2 separate regions of the Mus musculus genome follow, and region 2 is linked to region 1. A link is a loop called in an ENCODE intact Hi-C map of the cell type or tissue named here. Cell type or tissue: left cerebral cortex. All regions are shown on one strand. Links, peaks and the distances in the headings refer to the core of each region. The heading gives the core; the rest is flanking DNA.

Region 1 (10,674 bases), core at 1,637-9,636:
CCCTCGTCTTTGACTTCCAGTGGCACTGATTCTAAATGTCTCCAGTCTTTGCCAAAACTCTGAGGTGTGGTGGGGTGGGGGTGGGTGGGGGTGGGCACCACCCTTACCATTGAACGGAGCCAGCATGAGGGCTGTAGATAAGCAGATTGGAGGAGGGGGGTGAGATTTCAGCTGTGTGCCAAAGCAACAGCACAGGATCTGTGGGGATGTGAGAGGAGGAGCAAGCGTGGGGGTGAGCAGGGCTGATGTGGTTTTAAGGTTTGGGGCCCTGAGATGCTAGAGAAATGCAGTTGTTTACTGAGACAGGAAGGCCTAAAGGAGGAGGAATAACAAGAGGAAGCCAGGGCTCTGGCTTGTGGTATGTTAAGCCTGAGGCGTGTTTTGAAGCCACATGAAGGGGATTAGTGGGTAGCTGTCTCAGTTAGGGTTCCATTGCTGTGAAGAGACGCCATGACTGAAGCAACTCTTATAAGGACAACATTTAATTGGGGATGGCTTATAGGTTCAGAGGTTCAGTCCATTATCATCATGGTGGGAGCATGGCAGCATCCAGGCAGGCATGGTGCAGGAGGAGCTGAGAGTTCCACCTCTTGTTCTGAAGGCTGCTAGCAGAAGACTGGCTTCCAGGCAGCTAGGACAGGGTTCTTAAAGCCCACGTCCACAGTGGGCTGTGACACACCTACTCCAACAAGGCCACACCTCCAAATATTGCTGCTCCCTGGGCCAAGCATATTCAAACCACCACAGTAGCTAAATGTACCAGTCTAAGTTCTGGGGATATCCGGGCAAAGTATAAACCACAGCGGTCAAGATAGCAGTCAGAATCCTGGGATACTGCAGGTAGGAATGGTGTGCTGGTGACATTTTAAGTCGGTCTTTTCATTGTGGGTCTGTTCAGATGTGTATACACAAAGGTGCAGCATCAGCAGAGGCAGAGGTGGGTGTCTGACCCCCAGAAGCTGCAGTTGTAGGCAGGTGTGAACCACACAACAATTCTCTCAATCTCTGAGCCATCTCTCCATCCACTAAGGTGGCTGGGTTACAACTTTTGAATATGAGCTGGACCTAGCATCTGCTTCTGGAACAAGCCAGGTGAAGATGCTTTTAGACCTGGGCATGTGATGACAACTAGGATTCTCTCTGCTGACTGGATGAGAAACACTCCAGCTAGCCTTGAAGAAAAGACAGGGCCAAGTTGTCACCACAGCAGAGAGGACTCAATGCAGGGACTACAGGTCTCTTAGAGGCTGCACGTGGACCCCAGTGAACAACCAGAAAGATTCTGATCCACACATACCTGGGTGTGGGTGGAAGTGGAGTCTTCCTTGACTGAACCTGCAGATGAAGACACAGTTCAGTGTGTGATATAGTCACTTCTGTCTCTCATGAGCTCCTGAGTGGAGTGAGCCGTGAAGCTGTGTGAAGACTCCTGATATACAGCAACTAGAACAAGACATGGATGTGTGTGTAGCTTAGATTTATGTGTGTGTAGCTTAGATTTCTCAAAACCTATATTAACAAGGTTCTAAAACGCTTCGACCTCCCTTCTAGCCCACCAACCAAAGGAATGGGGAAAGAAGGTTTAATAGGACAGTGGGTTTGTGTGCCTGTTTAGAAGTTAGTTCTTTGGGGCGATTCCAATCCACCGAATCAGCCCAAGTCCATGGAAGTAGCAAGAATCGGCCGGAATACCACAAGAAGTTCTTTGGTGCGTTTAGCTCTATGAAGTGAAGACCAGGGAAGACCAGCGAAGTGTTGCAAGGTGTAGCACTGCAAGAGCATCCTCTTGCTGTCTGTGGGGTTCTATTTATACTCTTCCTAAACAGCATGTGCCCTCTCAGGCGTCTATTCTACCAAAATGCCACGTGCCCTCTCAGGTGTCTGCTTCAGCAAAACATCCTCTCCCAAGACAGCGTCAAGAAAAATATCACATGTCCCAACCAAGTTTCCAAAGAAACCAGGAATTTCCACCCCAAGTATGCATTAAAGGTGACCATTTATTACACAGCAACAGCACATGAGAACCAGAGGTCTGAGTACCCAGAGCTGAAGGTGAATCTCAAGGGAAGCCTTCAGGCAGGACCCCAGCGGGGACTGAGGTGGGGGGTAGCACCCAGGGTGGAGCCAGAAGCTATGGAGTGTTGTTAGGAAAACGGAGTCATTGCTGAGTCAATGCACAACCCTAGAGTTCATGATGCTTACTGCCACAAACACCAATGAGCAAAGATAGGAATTAAATTCTTAAGTTGTATTTCAGAGAGCTGGAGATCTGAGATGGCAATGTACCAGCACCCTAAAAACTGCCTTTCTTCTCACCTCCGGCCAGCAGGCTTTGTATGGATGGGGACAAAGGCTGTCAATCATGCCAATCATGTTACTCTTGACCCCTGGTCAGGTGGTCAGCCATGGCTCTGAGGTTCACAGGCTGGGGCTTCGTTCAATGTGTCTCCTGCACTTCACATTCATAATTGCTTCTTATTTTGTGTGCAGATGGGTTTGTATATTCCTTCTTGCTTAATCCAAGGCCACTGTGCCTTGAAATCCTCCTGCAGTGCCACCAGGGATATATACAGAGGCATTAACTCAGGACAAACAGAACTATTTACGCTGTCTATGTGCTGACTGCCTCCTATCATATGAAGAACAAATGTATTCTAAAAGCACAGTTCCTGTCCATAGCTCTTGTCTCCTCTCCTTAGGACAGATGATTTGGGGTTTGGAACTCAGAGACTGGGTTTGACCACCTCATGTTTACCAGTGATGTTAGACAATTGTTATAGAATAACACCACACAGAAGCCTGATACCTGTGCCTGGGTCAAGAAGATAATGTCTGGTGACATTTCGGCTGAGGCCAAATCTCAACGGTAACACATTTGCCCAGCATGTATAAAACCCTGGGTTCAATCCTCAGCACCACACATTGGTTCAGATTTAGCAATTATGAAGAACCGTGAGGCTGGATCCTGTTGGTTAGTAACATTAACAGGACTCACTGGCAGTCTAGACACAAGAACAGAGAAAGGAAGAAATCACTCCAAGGGGGTTCTTTTCACCCCAAGGTGGGGGAGTCACCACCTTTTAAAAGAAGCTGTTGGCTACTTTCCCATTGATGCTGGTGCTCAGCATCTCACTTACTTCTTTTTATTTAGTCCGGGACTCGAGTCCACAGGATGGTACCACACATTCGTTGGGTGCTCTTCCCACCTCCCCAAATCTTATGCAGAAACTCCTCGCATGCCCAGGGCTTTGTTGCCTAGGTGATTCCTAGAAGTTGACAATCAGTGTTAACAAACACAAGAGTGAAAATATTATTTTATCAAGATGATATTGAAAGAAATAACTTCTCCGGGATAAAATGTTCCTAGTATGATTAGGATTTTTGAAAGACACGAACAATCTCTATTCCAATGAGTTCATTTACTATACCAACCAGACTCTGAAAAATATAAATCAAAATTGCTATTTGTATTTTTTCTATTTTGTATGAAAACACGATAACTTGGTAATCCCTCAAAACAAACAAAAATTCATTTTAATTTTAAAAGACCACTATCCCATCACATGAATCAAAGCATTCCAACATTTGCCACCGAACTTTCGATATGAACCCATAAGATATGCAGAAGCTTTTAAGTTGAGGTCCTTGATCCACTTGGACTTGAGCTTTGTGCAAGGAGACAAATATGGATCTATTTTCATTTTTCTACATACAGCCAGCCAGTTAGACCAGCACCATTTATTGAAGATGCTTTCTTTTGTCCACTGTACTTTTTTTTTTTTTTTGGCTTCTTTGTCAAAGATCAAGTGTCAGTAAGTATGTGGTTTTATTTCTGAGTCTTCAATTCTATCCCAACGATCAATCTGTCTGTCTCTGTACCAATACCATGCAGTTTTTATCATTATTGCTTATTATTTTTTTTCTGTATTGCTTGAGGTTAGGTTGGTGAAGTTCTTTTATTGTTAAGAATTGTTTTTGCTATCCTGGGTTTTTTGTTTTTCTGTATGAAATTGAGAATTGTTCTTTCCATGTCTTTGAAGAACTGTGTTGGAATTTTGATGGGGATCACACACTGAATCTAATAGAAGAGAAAATGGGGAAGAGCCTCAAACTAATGGGCATGGGGAGAACTTTCCTAAACAGAACTCCAGTGGCTCGGGATCCAAGATCAAGAATTGATAAATGGGACCTCATGAAACTGAAAAGCTTCTGTAAAGCAAAGGACACTGTCAATATGACAAATCACCAACCTACAGATCAGAAAAAATCTTCACTAATCCCACACCTGATAGAGGGCTAATATCCAAAATATATAACTCAAGAAGCTACCCCCCCCCCCAAAAAAAACCAAACAACCCAATAAAAAAAATGGGATATAGAACTAAACAGAGAATTCACAACAGAGGAATCTCGAATGACCAAGAAAGCACTTAAAGAAATGTTCAAAGTCCTTAGTGATCAGGGAAATGCAAATCAAAATGACCCTGAGATTCCACCTTACACCAATCAGAATCTCTAAGATCAAAAAAACTCGGTGGTAGCAGCTGCTGGAGAGAATGTGAAGAAAGAGGAACACTCCTCCATTGCTGGTGGGGTTGCAAACTGGTACAACCACTCTGGAAATCAATCTGGAGGTTCCTCAAAAAATTGGAAATAGATCTACCTGAAGACCCAGCTATAGCACTCGTGGGCATATACCTAAAAGATGCCCCACCATGCCACAAGGGCACATGCTCCACTATGTTCATAGCAACCTTATTTGTGATAGCCTGAAGCTGGAAACAACCCAAATGTCCCACAACAGAAGAATGGATAAGAAAATGTGGTTTATTTACACAATGGAATACTATTCAGCTATTAAGAACAAGGACATCATGATTTTTTTCAGGCAAGTGGATGGAACTAGAAAATATCATCCTGAGTGAGGTATCTCAGACCCAAAAGGATATGCACGGTATGTACTCACTAGTAAGTGGCTATTAGCCAAAAGAGCTTAGAACACCCAAGATAAAATCCACAGAACTCAAAAAGGTTAACAAGTCATAGGGACCAAGTGAGGATGCTTGAATCCCAGTAGGGAGGGAGGGAGGGAACTGAGTGGGACAGTGGAGAAGGAGGGGCAGGGGGGAAAGGGCCAGCAGAATGAATGGAAATATTGGGAGGTGGGAGGTAGGGGGACCCTCTAGAATGTACCAGAGACCCAGGAGGTGAGAGACTCTCAGGACTCAAAGGAAGGGACCTTAGATGAAATGGGGATAATAATGGGGAGAGGGAACTTGTTTAACAGTCAAAAACTGACTCAGAATTGCCCCTGCCTAAAAGAACTTCAGGGACATAAATGGAGAAGAGACTGAGGGAAAGGAAGTCCTGTGACTGGTCCAAATTGGGATCCTGCTCAAGGGGAGGCTCCAAGGCCTGACACTATTACTGATGTTAGGGTGTGCTTACAGACATGGTGGCCTTCCGAGAGGCCCAACAAGCATCTGACTGAGACAGACACAGATACTTACACCCAACCATTGGTCTGAAGTCCAGGGCCCCTGTGGTTGAATTAGGGAAAGGCTGGAAGAAGCTGATGAGGAGGGAGATCCCATAGGAAGACCAGCAGTCTCAATTAACCTGGACCCCTGAGATCTCTCAGACACTGATCCACCAACCAGGCAGCATACACCAGCTGATATGAGGCCCTGACACATATACAGCAGAGAAGAAACACCTAACCTTTGAGAGACTTGAGGCCCCAGGGAATGGAGGGGGCTGGTGGGGTGAAGGAGTAGGAGAGGTAGAGGTTGGGAGGGGTGGGGACATCCTCTTGGAGATAGGGGAGAAGGGATGGGATGAAGAACTGTCAGAGGGCAGAACGAGAGGAGGATAACGACTGAACTGTGAAAAAAAAAGATTAAAGATAATAATAATAAGGAGTAAAAAAAAAAAAAAAAACCAACAACCTTTATCACTTAAAAAGAAAAGAGATGCAGAATTAAGGACTGCCAGTACTGACATTGTCCTCTAGAGGACATTTACCTAAAGTGTGGCCTCAATTCATCTTTTGGTATCAGCCCAGGGCGTGAGCTGGGGAGACCCTCACTCTGCTTGTTCTCTGGGCAGAGACTTGTTTTGTTAGTTTATGATTTATTTATTTTTGTTTCAAGGTTTTTCTCTGCAAATCCAGGCTGAACTCGAATTCACTATGTAACTCTGACTCCCAGTTTTCCTGCCTCAAACTCCTGAGTACTGAAACTAACAAGTATGTACTACCACACAAGCACCCAACCTCATCTCTGCCAGTTTTCCTGACAACCGCACATAGAACCAGAAGCTCTGAAGTGGGGCTCACGCAAATGTATCTCTGCACAATATTCTTCAGGGAGCTTGCAGGGATAGCTCAGCATGGGCACTACAGCCTATTTCAGCAGCTGTCCTGCGAATGAAGGAGGGCAGAGAGACACAGGAGTTACTGGGGAAACATACAGGGTCAAGCCAAGTCTAAGGACGAACAGCCTGCAACCCCAGCTACTTGGGAGGCTGGGGCAGGAAGATCACAAGTTCCAGGACACCTTTGCTACATAGTGAGTTCATGGTTGGCCTGGGGAAGTTAGTGCAACTTTGTTTCAAAATAAAAAACTAAAAAGGTTTTTGGAGGAGTTGGAGAATAGACTAGTAACTAAGAATGTATACTTCTCTTGCAGAGGACCCAAGTTCAGTTCCAGGGGCCAAGTCAGACAGCTCATGACACTCTGTAATTCCAGCTCCACGTAGATCTGATGTCTCTGGCCTCAGTCAGAGGATACCTGTACTCATGTGTACACACATACAGTCACAATTAAAAATAAACTACTTTAAAAGAAAAGACTGAGGCTATAGATAGTTTGGTGATACAGCACATAAGTTCATGGGAGCCTTCATTTAATCCCCAGTGCTTGAATTGGTTGAAGACCTGGTAGGATCCAAGAAAGACTTTTAACAAAGGAATTGGATGCATCCTCACAAGCTCCCCAAGTCTTTGTAGACATGGGAGCTGAGAGTGATCGTCCTCCCCATAACAACCCCATGTGGTGGTGAATAGGTATGGCCCCCATAGATTCATGTGTTTAAATTCTTGGCCATAGGGAGTGGCATATTAGGAGGTGTGGCCTTATTGGAGGAGATGTAGCCTTGTTAGATAAAGAGTGTCTCTGGAGGTGGGGCTTTGAGGTTTTAAATGCTCAACATGTGCTCAACGTGAAACACATCCAGTCTCCTTCCAGCTGCCTTCATATCAAGATGTAGAACTCTCAGCTCCTCCAGCACTATGTCTGCCTGCATGCTACCATGCTTCCCACCATAACGATAATGGACTGAACTTCTGACCCTGTAAGCCAGCCCCAATTAAATGTTGTCCTTATAAAACTCACCTTGGTCATGGTGTCTGTTCACAGCAGTAAAACCCTAACTATGACACCCCACTTTGCCTGATTTCCTCTAAGGATATTGAGGTCAGGCTACACACTCAGTCTTTGGGGGTGGGTAAACAATCCCTTTAAAATTGGAAAATCCTTTGTCATCAGCAGTGAGCCAGCCTCTGAGTTCGTTCTGTGTGGTCATGGCCAAAGAAAATGCCCACATGAGTTTCCTGAGTGTGATATTTCACTTTGCAGTTTTTGAGTGTTCAGTCGCAAACCTGCCAAAAACGGGAAGCCTATAAATAGGGCAGAGTGGGAAGAAAGAAATGGGACTTGTCACAATACCACTGGAAGTAGGGAACCAAGAATTTTCCAGAGATGGCAAGTCAAAACAGGGTGGCTGTTTACATAGAAATCAAGTAGCAGGTGCGTGCTTCGTAAGAGAGGAAGAGACCGAGGAGCAGAGGAGACCTATCAAGACAGGAAATGGGTCAGCATAAAGTCTCCTGAGGAATGATGTAGATCAGAGATGGGACAGGAGACATGAGAGAAATGTCAGCCACTTACTGGGTTGCCACTGCTCGGTTAACTTCCTATTTGTGTCCTAATTACTCTTTCTTCAAGTGCAATGAGAGAGGCCTCACTATTACTAGAGATTGTGTTGTGTTCATTAATCTTCTTGTTGCTGTGGCCAAATATGAAATAATAAATAACTAAAGGAGGAGCTTTGAGTGTTCAGCCCATCTTGACAGGGAAGGTAGGGCGGCAGGAGCCTAGAGCAGCTGTCACATGACATCCACAGTCAGGAAGCAGAGAGAGATGAATGGTGCCACTCACTATTCCCTCGGGGTGGCTGAACCTCAGTTAAATGTCTCTGGAAACTGCCACAGACAGGCCTGGAGGCGGGTCTGGTAGGAGATTGCAAATCTAGAATTAACCACGCACTTAAATATGAAGAAAGAGATGTAAAGAGTAGGTACCAGGAAGTGGGAGGCTGGCATGGCCACCTCATAGCTGCTCACAGGCAAGAGGAATAAGGACAAACAGCAGAGTTGCAGGCAGCTCTGGAGAGGGCTGTCCACCAACCTCTGAGGAGGTGCCGTATGCACTGTGTAACACGGCAGAGAATGGTCATGCCAGTCAAGTGTCGGCTGAGTGGATGTCAAGACCATGCTCTTGGGCAGGTCTTGTCTCCATCCTCTCCCGCTGCCGTCGGGATTCTTAAGCACCAAAGTTGATCTGCTGCTCCTGCTGGGGTGTTGTGTTGAGACAGAATGACAGTCCATGTGATGGGTTCTAGGCTGCTCCCTACCAAATTCTGGGGAGAGAACAGACGCCAGGACCCTGGTCCACTCTCCTCTGTCATTTGTTTTAGTTAGGGTTTCTATTGCTGCAATGAAACACCATGACCAAAAAAAAATCTTGGGGAGAAAATGGTGTATGTCACTCACAGCTCGGTATAACAGTTTATCATCAAAGAAAGTCAGGGTAGGAACTCAGACAGGACAGAAACCTGGAGGCAGGAGCTGATGCGGAGGCCATGGAGGGTGCTGCTTACTGGCTTGTTTCTCATGGCTTGCTCAGCCTGTTTTCTTTTAGAACCCAGGACCACCAGCCCAGGGATGGCACTGCTCATAATGGGCTGGGCCCCACTGATCACTAATTGAGACAATGCCTTAGAGCTGGATCTCACGGAGGCATTTCCTCAGATGAGGCTCGTTTCTCACTGGTGACTCTAGCTTGGGTCAGGTTGACACAAAACCAGCTGACCCCTTTTCAACTTGATACACATCACTAAGCCACGACCCTTCATTTATTATTCATCCCCAGGATCTCACATTGAAAACATAAATAACTTTAAATGTCCCGCAGTCTTCACAAATTCCAACATTAAGACTTCAGTCCCTTTAAAATATCTGATCTCTTTTAAAATTCAAAGTCTTCTAAAATTCCAAGTCTCTCCACTGTGGTCTCCAGTAAAACACTTTCTTACTTCAAGGGGAAAAAATCAGTCATAATCAAAACAAAGCAAAATTAAACTCCAATTGTACCATGTCTGGGATCCAATCACGATTTTCTGGACTCCCCCAAGTGGCTTGGTTAGCTCCTCCAGCTCTGTCCTCTGTAACACACACACACACACACACACACACACACACACACACACACTGTCTTGTAGGTTTTGGCTGGCTCCACTCCACTGCTGCTGCTGTTCTTGGTTGTCCTTCCATGGTACTGGCATCTCCAAAATGCTGGGGTCTCTGCTATAACTGGGCTGTATTTTGACCAATAACCTGTTGGTACCTCATGGTTCCAAGTCTCAACTTCAACTGCCACTGATGCTACACCTTCAATAATGGCCTCTCCTGGCCTCTCACAATGCTAAGCCTCAGCTGCTCTCCATGACCCCTTCATGTCTTTAAAACCAGTACCACCTGAGTGACTCCTATACATTACCAAATCCAACTGCCAGCATGAGGTACGGTACGACCTTGGCCACCTCTAGAACACAGCTTCTCTGTGCTCTCAGAAAATGCTTCCCAAAAACTTTCACCTCAGGGATACTGGTCTCTTCTTAATCATCACTGATTTCTTAACTCCAGATAACCAGCATCAATAGTCCCAGTCAGAAAGGTTTCACTTCGGTAGTTCTGGTATCTTATTAATCATAGCTGATTCTTCAGCCCTAGCTAACCAGAACCATAGACTTAAATCAAAGTCGCCAACAGCCCTGATAGTCTTTAAACTTCCTTCTGAAACTTCACCAGCCAGACCCCTCCATCTTCTGCCTGCTTTCACCATTCTTATCTTCCAAGCGTCTACAGAACATTCCACTGAGCTCTTAATATTCAATGATTCTTCTAGCACAAAGTTCCAAAGTCCTCCCACAATCCTCCCCAAAACATCACTGAAGTCAGGTCTGTCACAGCAATACCCCATTCCCGGTACCAATTTGTCTCAGTTAGGGTACCAGGCTAACTATGGCTGCAACAAAACACCATGTCTTAGTTAGGGTTTCTATGGCTTCAACAAAACACAATGATCAAAAAGCAAGTTGAGGAGGAAAAGGTTTATCTGGCTTACACTTTCAGATCACAGTTCATCATTGGAGGAAGTCAGGACAGCAACTCAAGCAGGGCAGGAACCTAGAACAGGAGCTGATACAGAAACCATGGAGGGTGCTGCTTGTTAGCTTGCTTCCCATGGCTTGCTCAGCCTGATTTCTTAATGAACCCAGGACCACCAGCTCAGGGATGGCCCCACCCACAGTGGGCTGGGTCCTCCCTCACAG
Region 2 (10,674 bases), core at 1,549-9,548, 52 kb before region 1:
GAAGGCAGCATCACCCTGTCTCCTGAGACCCCTCATTGAAGCTATTCTTGCCTCACAGAGCATACTTGAGACTGAGAACACTCAGGCCGTACTCATGGGAAGTGTGTGCGATTGCACTAAGTCACACGCAGACCTGCATGTGAGAGGCCCCAGCATCAAAAGGAGCCCAGGAACACCTGGTCCCAAGAGCAGTGCAACAGCACAGGGAGGTGAATTTTCACACCCGCACATCTGAGAGAGAGACAGACACAGAGACAGAGGCAGACAGAAAGAGAGAAAGAGAGAGAGAGAGACAGAGAGACAGAGATAGACAGAGAGACAGAGACATCCTGGTCAACTCGCCATGCATCACATTTGCTTTCTCCCCTTTGAGATGTGCCAGGGTCCATCCATCTTCCTGCCGGAGGAGGGGGTGACAGGAGGTGAAAGCCGTTTGGACAGAGCATCTCAAAAAGACTAAAGAAGACTGCTGAGTGTTCCTGAAGTAGCTGTGCTCACAGGACTAGCTCTGCTCAAGGAAAAGGCATTTACCCTGGGACACAGCAACATCTCCTCATCTATTTAATGGGGGGTATTCAGGCTGTGATGTGAGGGGTGTGATGTTGGGAGTACCCAGGGTGTGATGTTGGGGGTACCCAGGGTGTGATGTTGGGGGTACCCAGGGTGTGATGTGTGGGTACCCAGGGTGTGATGTGAGGGGTACCCAGGGTGTGATGTTGGCGGTACCCAGGGTGTGATGTAGGGGTACCCAGGGTGTGATGTGGGGGTACCCAGGGTGTGATGTGGGGGTACCCAGGGTAGATGTGGTGTGGCTCACTCCATCATACACCCACAAATACGACCAGCTATACTGTATAATTATCAGAGGCCATTTTCTCTCATTCCCAGAACAGCCATTGGTGCATGTCACATGATAGCCCGTGTCCCCTGAGCCTCTCACAGCATGGAAGAAAGGCTCAGTCCAAATTGTTGGGTTTACAGTTTGGAAATAAGTTAATTTTACTCTGCTGTACAATAGAAGATGTGGTGAACATGATCCTGGGCGAATGATGTTTGATCATGAGGCATAACGCTCCAATGGCCATCTATCCCCCATCATCTATCACCTATCAATATCGATCATCTACCTGTCATTTATCTACATCTATAGCCATTACATATACATAGCTGTCATTTAACTATTTAACTACCGGCTATTATTTGTCTATATTTATATATGAGATATTTATATAATCAATCATCTGTTTATAGCTATCAATTTATCTATCATCAGTATATAATATCTCTATATATCTATCATCTGTCTATGCACCAATCATCCATATCTATCAACATATTATCTATGTCATACCTATTCATAGTCATCATCATGATTAAGGGACTTTCATAAATGGGAGATTAGGATCCTGAAAATCCCATGCCTAGACAGACCCCAAGGACAGTCCCTTTCTGTCCTTCCTCCCCGTCTCCCTCTTTCGCTCTTGACTCTCCTGGGAAGCTCCTGTGAATTACATCCACGTTCATCCATGGCGCAAAGGGCAAGAACAGTCTGGAACGTCTGCTCCGTTTTGGAATTATGAGTCCAGGAATGGGTGGCAGCGTTTAAGACAGGAACATGCTCTGAGCCAGACACTTATGTACATTCAGCCATTCCTTCACGCTCCAGTCGATCATTAGTGAGCTGTTGTGAGATATTTATTAGCAGGGTGATAGTGGAGGGAGAAGCCTCCGATCATTTTGCCAAGGAGAAACCTAAGCTGGCCTATTTGTGCCACGCCCACCTTGAGACAGAGAGCGCATGCGCCTATTGTTTCCATGGCCAGCAGGTAGAGACCCTGGACCACCAGCCGTTCCCAAAGCTGGTTGTTATAAGCTGCCTCTGGTCTGTGAACTCAGGGGTCTCTGGTACCTCAGTCCAGCTTCGCTGATGGTGCCCATCAGGCCATCACATCTATTATCTGGGACACGACGACATGAGGAAAGCCCAGTGGTGGGCATCACAGGAGTCATGGAAAGAGAGCAAAGGGGAGTGCCCGAGAGGAAACACAGGAAGCCTGCAGCCTTCCCAGCCCTGCTGGTGATCAAGGGAGGCCATTGCAGAACAGAGCCATAGATCATTCTTGTGAGGGTCACATGAGCTCTGTTCCACTGTTGGCTTAGATAGAATAATAATTATTATTATTTTCTACTTTTAATATTTTCTTTTCTTTTTTTTAAAGATTTATTTTATGTATATGAGTATACTGTGGCTGTCTTCAGACACACCAGAAGAGGGCATCGGATCCTATTACAAATGGTTGTGAGCCGCCATGTGGTTGCTGGGAATTGAACTCGGGACCTCTGGAAGAGCAGTCAGTGCTCTTAACTGCTGAGCCATCTCTCCAGCCCCAGCTTCTTTCTTATTCTGGCATCTTCAGGAAGATTGGCCTCACGTTCAAGATGAAAAGTCACACGACTGACTGTGTAGAAGAGTGGAAACTTCTTTCTTGTATTAGCAATTGTAGGCAGGGCTGGGAATGAGGCTCAGTGCAGCTCAGTAGAGCTCGCCCAGCTCTGGCTTCCATCCCCAGCACTAAAACAAGTGATAGTAGTAAAACTCCTACTGATAACAATCACTGTGCACATTGATTTTTGATATGGGCAATACACAATCGATCTGGACATCTGCATATTGACCCTCAACACAGCTTTAAAAAAAAAAACAAAAACAAAAAAAAAAAACTAAGATACCTCATTAGTTACATGGTGCTTGAGACTGGGTGTCCAGTAGTCCCAGTGTGCTGTGGCAGCTCAGAAGGTCCTCAGAGAACCTCCGGTTCCTAGTCTCCCAGGAAAGCCAGGAAATGCTTGATCTGGTGTCAGCAAAGGAGTTAGGAGCAGACGCGGCAGCAATGGCCAAGTACAAAGGTCAGGTGATCTTTCTCCGCCACGCCCCTTCCACCTACCAGAAGGCACCGCCCACATTCAGGTGGGTCTTCTCACTCGGCCCAGGCAATCCGGACTCTTCTTCAGGTGATCTCCCTATCCCGGTGATTCCAATTTGTGGCAAGTTACCGTTGAAAACAATCTCAAGGGCTGGGGAGATGGCTCAGCCCGCTGTGAGCACTGACGGCTCTTCCAGAGAACCTGGATTCAATTCCTAGCACCCACGTGGTGACTCGCAGAAGTCTGTAAACCCAGCTTTAGGGGAATTGATGCCCTCTTCTAGCTTCCATGGGCACCAGGTACAAACACGGTGCGCATACATGTAGGAAAAACACCCATATACATAAAACAGACAAATCTCCAAATAAAATCAAACCGACCATGATACAAAGGAATATTGCTTAACAGTAGTAATATATGACCATAACATTGTGGTGACAGAGGTTTTGTCCTGTGCAGAAGGTTGGGGTAGAGAAGGTCCCAAAACAGTTAAAGGAGACACTGAGGGAATCAGGATAAATTACAGACTTTAACCCATAATAACATATTGATATTGGTTGTTACATTGTAGTAAATTACTGTACCAATGTAATATATTAGCAACAAAAAAATCATATTTTAAAGCACATTACTCCTAAACATGGTGCAGTAGCAACTGAGAGGAGGCAGGAGCTGGAAGGTCATGGCCACTTTCCTGCCTTCCACCCCTACGCCAGAGCATCAAGACCTTGAAGGGTATGATGGGTATCATCATCTAGAAGATGGATCTAGAAGAAACCAAGAGGCATGCTGGGTGGGTCTTGGGGGTGGGGGTGGGGGTGGGGGTGGGTTCCAGATAGGATTAAGCAATAGGGGAAGACCCTTCGAGTCCCAGAAAAGCTTACCCACTTTTGCTTGCTGGTTGTATGTCAACTCTGTTGATGGCCAGTGCAGTTGCATTCCTTCCCTGACAACTGAACACAGCTGTCCCGGTCCTCCAGTGTGGACTGCACAACAGTGGCTGTCCTGGCATCTCCCCTCCAGGCTTTCACGGACAGATTGGAGCTGCTAAAGCATCTGGCATTGGGCTGAGCAGCAAGCCTACTTCTCTGTGTCCCTAGCATGCACCAGCTGTCCCTGGACTGCCCAGCTAATGCTGTGTAAGCCAATCTAATAAACCCCCTGTAATATAGGTTCATTCTCTCGGTTTTGTACTTCTAAGTAATAAAGTGGGATTCTCTGAGATTCCCCCTAAAGAGACACCTTCCCTGTACCCCAAAAGGGGCTATCTTTAGCTGAATAGAAAAATCTACATGGTTCCCTGGTTTATTACCACTAGATCAAACTTATTTCCACTGTCTAGGGGGCAGGGAGTGGGGGGTCTCCCACTGTACCCGGGCTGATCTGGAACTGCCTCCGCCTCTCAGCGCTGGGGTCACAGGTCTGAGCTGAGCTTCTTTCTCATCACATCTAAAACACACAGGTTTAACCAGGACGATGACATTTCCCCCCAGGGGAAGCATAATTGATTCCTTTGCCACCACAAAAGGAGCCAGTTTTTCATTTATTAAGCGATTCGTGCTGACGTCGCTCGTTGGCTCTGTGTGTGTACGCTCTTGGGAGCTTTCCTTCTAATGAGTTGTGACCTGCTATTGTTTCTCAGATTAAAGAGAACACAAAATAAACCCTTTGGTGTGCATTTGTTTCTTATTAGCATAAGAGCCGCACTGTTACTGTTGAAGGATGCAATCTTTAACAATATTAAAATAGAGGATAATATCCGAAATAAGTGGCTTACAATAATTGAAAGATAAAGTTTATCCAGGAAAGCCTTTTCACAAAAGACTTGTTTATTTTAGGTGTATGAGGGTTTTGTCTGAATATGTCTGTGTACCAGGTGTCTTCTTGGTGTCCAAAGAGGCCAGACGAGGCAATCACACCCCTGAAACTGGAGTTATGGATGGTGGTGAGGCACCATGTGGGTGCTGAACATTGAACCCAGGTCCTGTGCATGCGCTCTTAGCCATCAACAAGCGCTGAGCCACCTCTCTAGTTCCATAAATGTCTATGTTGTTATCGTTGGCCTATTGCTTTTTGGGACAGGTCTTAGGTCATCTCTGGCCTCAAATCTTGTAGGAATTTTCCTTGCAAACCCCATTTCATACCAGAACCTCCTTTCCACTGTGAAAATCTCAGTTCTTCAAATAACACATTTCTGGGTTACTGGATAATGCAAGTGCAAACTGAGAGAGCTAGACTGGCCAGGAATGCCCCATCCTTTGGCCTCCACTTCCCAGGCTGGAATTATAGATGTGTCAGCGAGCCCAGCTCATGTTTTTCACCTCCTTGATTTCCCCCACGAGAAACTTAAGATTTTTTTTTTTTTAATGTTTGAGCATTGCCTGTGCCCTGGGTAGCTCTCTGTCCAACCCTACCTGTTCTCGGGGCTTGGGGGTGAGTTGGTACAGAGTCAATGACACAGACTCTGGGAGCAGGTGAGAAACATCGTAGCAAGCTCATCTGAGCACTGCTGCAAGCTCCTTTAATACCTTCCACCCACGCCCCCACTGGGCCAAAGACAGTATCTATTCTAGACAGCAATTCTTGATTGGTTGGCATTATTTGCACCAGCAATTCTTGGTCTCTCAGGCAGTCCTCAATTAGGTCCTCCTGCAGGAGATGCTTTTGCAGCTGCATGGCACCCAGCGTCCGCATAGAGGCGGCCCCGCCGTTCCTGCTATATTTGAATACACCATGTTGAACTTATCTGCCCCGTGTTCTTCCACAAAAGGTAGAAAATCCATGAGAGAACTTTCTAGAGAGGATGGGACATGTTCTATATTCTGCCCTGCTTATACAGTGGCAAAGCTCACTGAGATAACTGTTGAAAATCCTGTGTTTGTGTTAGTCATATTGGAAGGAAGAAGGAAGTGGGGACCAAACAGAGGGAAGGACAGGGGGAGGGACAGAGGGAGGAAGAAGAAAATGGTCTCATCTGAGAGTTCTGAAGGTTGCTACTGACTGAAACATTGTTGCTGCACAGAGAAGGGCTGAGAGGGGTCTGAATGCAGCCGACTGGCAGAACACAGGCTTTGTGCCCCATGAGAGACGCTGGGTTCTGACTCGGTTTGCACTTGCATGATCCAGTAACCCAGAAATGTGTTATTTGAAGAGCTCAGATTTTCAAGGTGGAAGGGAGGCTGTAGTATGAAATGGGGTTCGCAAGATTTGAAACCAGGGATGATCTATGAATTCAAGAAGCACACACACACACACACACACACATGCACATGCACACACATACACCACCCCTCCACTAACAATCAGACTCCAGCTTTTCTCCTGCAGGGAGTGAGGTGGTCTCCACAAGGGTATGCAGGTGAGGACCCCAAGTCCTGACAAGGCTGTCTTGGTGATGGATGAGACGCAAGGGAGCTGGGCGTCTGCTGCAGCCAGGGGACAGTGCAGGAGGTAATTGGAGATGTGAGTTAGTAGCCAGCCGTGGCCTGAGCGTGTGTTATTTTTAACTTCCCCACAGGAGGGAAGAGCTTTGCTCTGGTTGCCAGGGAAATTGTGTTCTGAGGGATTATATATTGGTTGCTACTTTTCAAAGTCTTGGGGGAAGCCAGGAAACTTCACAAGCCAATCTGGCTTCTGAGCTTGGACTGTCATCCTGAGAATACATGGCCATTTCTCTCTCTGTACACACACAGTGTCTTTGTGGCACCCTTGGGGATGCTGGCTATTATGTGGAAGACTCTACTGTCTTAGTAGCAAGCCCAGCAGGTAAGGTGGGTCTGCAGGAGGGCATTGGACCAGGTGGGACATCCTGGATGTGCTGGGGCTCAGGGAGTGGTGTGAACAGATCTGTGACCCTGGTTTCCCAAAGCACATTAAAGTCTTCATCAAGGCCCAGTGTGCTTCCTCTCTGGGTCATTAAGGGAAGAGTCCCAAACTGCCCTCAGCTTTGGAGACGAACCTGGGTACGTCTGGCCAAGCTGAGATGTAGCTGGGGCTGTAGCTTCCTCCTGACCTTCTCCACTCAATGGCCTTGACCTAAATCTGAAGTCAAACCCTGGTAAAATCAGTATCTCACTCAGTCATACAAAGTATACAAACCAAACACTTATTGATATAATAACTTATAAGATTATTTTCAATAATTATATGGTATACATGCAACTCCACCATGTATTAGGGGTGGCAGCACTGCGGTCCTATGAGATGCGTGTGCTTGTGAGCTTTTGCATGAATCCTGGTTGAATATTTGATGTGCAGGACACAGAAACATCTTCCATGGTTTTCAGAGTTCACCAATATTTTGATTTTAGAATTACCAATGCTGAGTGACACTTCATGTGAACATGTGATGCAAAATGGCAGAAGCACAGTAGGGCTATTTCAGAAATCACTGGAAATTCTGTCCTAACCCCAACATGTAACTATCTAGGAGTCATGGTGGGGCTCCTTTTCTCTGCCAGTTAAAGAATTAAGAGCCAGGAAAATTGTGGAGTACATTCGGCAGCAGCAGGGAAATCACAAGCTCCGCAGACAGCAGCAGGCAACAACAGGCAGCAGTGTACAGCAGCAGACAGACAGAACCAACAGTTGAAGAAAGACATTTATTGGGAATGAGGAGACATACACACACACACACACACACACACACACACACACACACACACACACCATACTCAGGAAACTGAAACATCAAGTCTGTTCTCATGGGCTGGGGTTTTTAAAGAGTTTCCCTCCCCTAAGTTAGGCTTGGTCAGTTTGAAGAAACAGTAGGAATCCTCCAAGCTCTAGTCTCCCTCTCCAGAGGTCTCTGAGCCTCTTGAGGCTCTAAGGGGAACTTAGCTGAGAAATCAGAGACCCCAGGGTACCAGCCAATAAGCTTTGAAAAAATAATTCCAGGAAGACTACACACAGTGACTAGTCCTTTCTAGAACTTTTTCTAAAAATCTCTAGCACATAGGTGTGAAATCTTGTCTCTATTTAGGGAGCCTTTGTTCCCAATTGCTCAGCTGCTCTCCCGGAACTGGGGTGGGGCCATCTTCACACAGTCCTGTCTCCTCCTCTCATCTTCTCCCCATGGCCTCTGTATGTGTGATGTAACTTGGGGCTGGGATATGGCTCCATTGGTGAGGTGCTTATCTTGCAAGCGTGAGTACCTGAGTTCAACCCCTATAGCCCAGGTAAAAAGCCAGGCAAGGTGATCCTAGCCTAGGAAAATGGAGACAGTAAGACCTGTGGGGCCCACTGGCCAGCTAGTCTAGCCTAATAGACCAGATCCAGACCAATGAGAGCCCCTGTCTCAAAGGAGGTGGGCTGTGTTCTTGAGAATGACATTTGACACATGCATGAACACACATGCACACAATACACACATGCATGCATATGCACATGAATACACACATGCATACACACATGCACACACATACACACATGTACATACATACACACATGCATGCATATGCACACACATACATGTACACACATACACACATGCATGCATATGCACACACATATACACATGCATGCACACACATGCACACACATGTACACATGTACTCACACATATGCACACACATGTATACACACACACATGCACACACAGACACACAAACTTAAAAACTTATTATAAACTCCTTTCTCCCAGGGACATGTGACTCTTCCGCTCATTCTTACCCTTCTTTGCAGACTGGGGCTGAGGGTCTAAAAGCACCAGTTTCCTGTGTGACCGCAGCACAAAGGGTGACAGAGCAAACATCATTCCTGAGGACCTCCTACCCACCGGATCCACCTCCCAGCAAAAATGTGATCCAAATAAACAAGAGGACATCTGTCCAAAACTCAAGGAGAGAGAGAGCTTCTGAGGAGGACAAAGCCACCAGACCCAGGAATGGCTACATCCCTGCCCATGTAGGAGCCATGTTCTGGCTAGTCACTTCCTGTCCAACTCAGAAAGCCCTTCCCAGGGGGCACTGTGGGTGCCTGGACTCTCACTTACCAAGACCCTTGAGGAGAGCACTGACTACGTCACTGGTTTCCATAGCCTCTGCATGATGCTGGCAATGGTCTCCACTGACTAGCTCCCTAATAAAGGGAGCTAATGTTGGATTACTCTAAACTCTGACATCCTCATCAGGTGAGCTAAAGGTCCCATCCTGTGTAAGACTGTTCCCTCTTCAGGTACAGTCTTAGACTCCCCCTTTACCCAACCAGCAGCTGCAAGTCTGGGGGCTCCCAGGACCCCCTCAGATTCAATACTGAATTTCCTAGCCTGACTCACAGATTCACCACCACGAGCTGTACTTAAGAGTCACAGCTTTGCCACAGAGGATTGGGGCTTGTTGTCAAATAGAAAAGACACAGGAGCAAAATCAAGAGGGTCCTAAGCACAGGAGCGCTGTCCTGAGTTAGGGCCGATTACTCTCCTGGTCCTCAGTAGTCCACCAAGCAGGGGGCTACTCAGAGCAGTGTGTCCACCACACCCATGACCTGGAAACCACTTGGATGGACATCAGCATCTCTCAGTGGGCCACACCCATGGTGAAGAACAAGCTCTGTCAGACATGGCACAGGCAGTCTCACAACAAGATGGAGGGTGAGAAGCTACGCACAGGGTTGTGTGAAGGACTGAGAGAGGTGAGCTCCTGTGTGTGGGAAGCGAGTTCACAAGAGGCCATACTTGCTGGCCAGTGACAAGGCCAGGCCAGCTGCCATCTGGCTGTGGCTATGGACATTTGGTTACTGTAGTAGAACTGCCATACAGCTTGTCAAACTGTGTGCAATGCAATGTGGGCATCATAATAAACCTGTTACAATTAAATAGGTGTTTTTGAGATAAAGTCTCACATAGCCCAGGCTGGCCTCAAACTTGCTACATAGCCAGAGCTAACCTTAAACTTCTAATCCTCCTGCCTCCACTTCCTGAAGACCAGGGTTTCAGGACTGTGCTATTGTGTCTAGTTTGTGTAGAGCTGGGACCTATCCAGGGCTTCCTGCATCCCAGCCAAACTCTCTCTACTAACTGAACTCCAGACCCAGACCTCAGTAAAAAAATTTTATTTTAGAAGACATGATTTAAAAACTAAGAAAAAGAGTGGAGAGCAACTAAGAGTTGCTCAGTAATTAAGAATGCAAACAGCTCCTGCAAAGGGCCTGATTTAGTCTCCTGAACCTTTGTTGGGCCACTCACAAATCCCTTAACTTAGCTCCAGAGAAATATGATGCTCTCTTGTGGTTGCATGAATGACTGCATACAGAAATCTAAACACAAAAACAAAGACACAAAAAAGAAATCTATACACATACATACATTTTATTTTAAAAGTAGGGCCTTACCATAAAGCACTGGCTGGACTGGAATGTATTAAATCCAAAAGGCTGGCCTTGAACTCTCAGAGATATGCCTGCCTCTGCCTCCCAAAGGCTGGGATTAAAAAGTACCACTACAACCTCACATAATTTTCTTAAATATTCAATAAAAATAAATAAGAAAAGCCATCCCGTTATCTTTAGCTGTGGGTGTGGTTTAGCTAGGATACAGTAGGCTTGCCTTGGTTGATGCTTAACTCCAAGAGATCCATTAGGCTTGGTTACGCAGGCCCTGTGATGAGTACAGGTCCCTTGGGGGAGATGACAGTGTCACACACAGCCCTGAAGCCACCAGCGTCTGGAGATGTAGCCTCACCTTGGCTGTGCTGTCTGCCAGAGGCATCTGGAGCAGAGCTACACAGTCACCGAGGAAGAACTCATGAATCG

Evidence for each region. Hi-C counts contacts between places; a loop is a spot of excess contacts. Peaks named below come from ENCODE experiments on the same cell type or tissue, not always from the same donor. Only the 100,000 strongest peaks of a DNase experiment are listed, where the experiment ranks them.
Region 2: it touches region 1 in a loop (3-fold over the local background); 4 of 42 quality-filtered maps call a loop at or near these places.

What each region holds. Positions count from the first base shown.
Region 1 is chr8:124,509,040-124,519,713 of GRCm38, forward strand. It overlaps Gm39280 (a long non-coding RNA gene), which reads right to left and starts at 3,248. Exons shown (of 3, transcript XR_879351.3): 1 at 3,138-3,248; 2 at 1,298-1,443. In left cerebral cortex, for the core only: a CTCF peak has its summit at 6,027; DNase peaks (open chromatin) are centred at 6,077, 6,235, 7,231, 7,667 and 1 more place; H3K27ac peaks cover 2,828 bases.
Region 2 is chr8:124,456,895-124,467,568 of GRCm38, forward strand. C330016L05Rik (a long non-coding RNA gene) reads right to left here and starts at 3,206. Exons shown (of 3, transcript XR_879349.1): 1 at 2,731-3,206. Gm30209 (a long non-coding RNA gene) reads right to left here. Exons shown (of 3, transcript XR_388195.2): 2 at 8,596-8,639; 3 at 3,816-3,949. In left cerebral cortex, for the core only: CTCF peaks have their summits at 5,561 and 6,410; DNase peaks (open chromatin) are centred at 3,968, 5,504, 6,067, 6,466 and 1 more place; H3K27ac peaks cover 3,085 bases.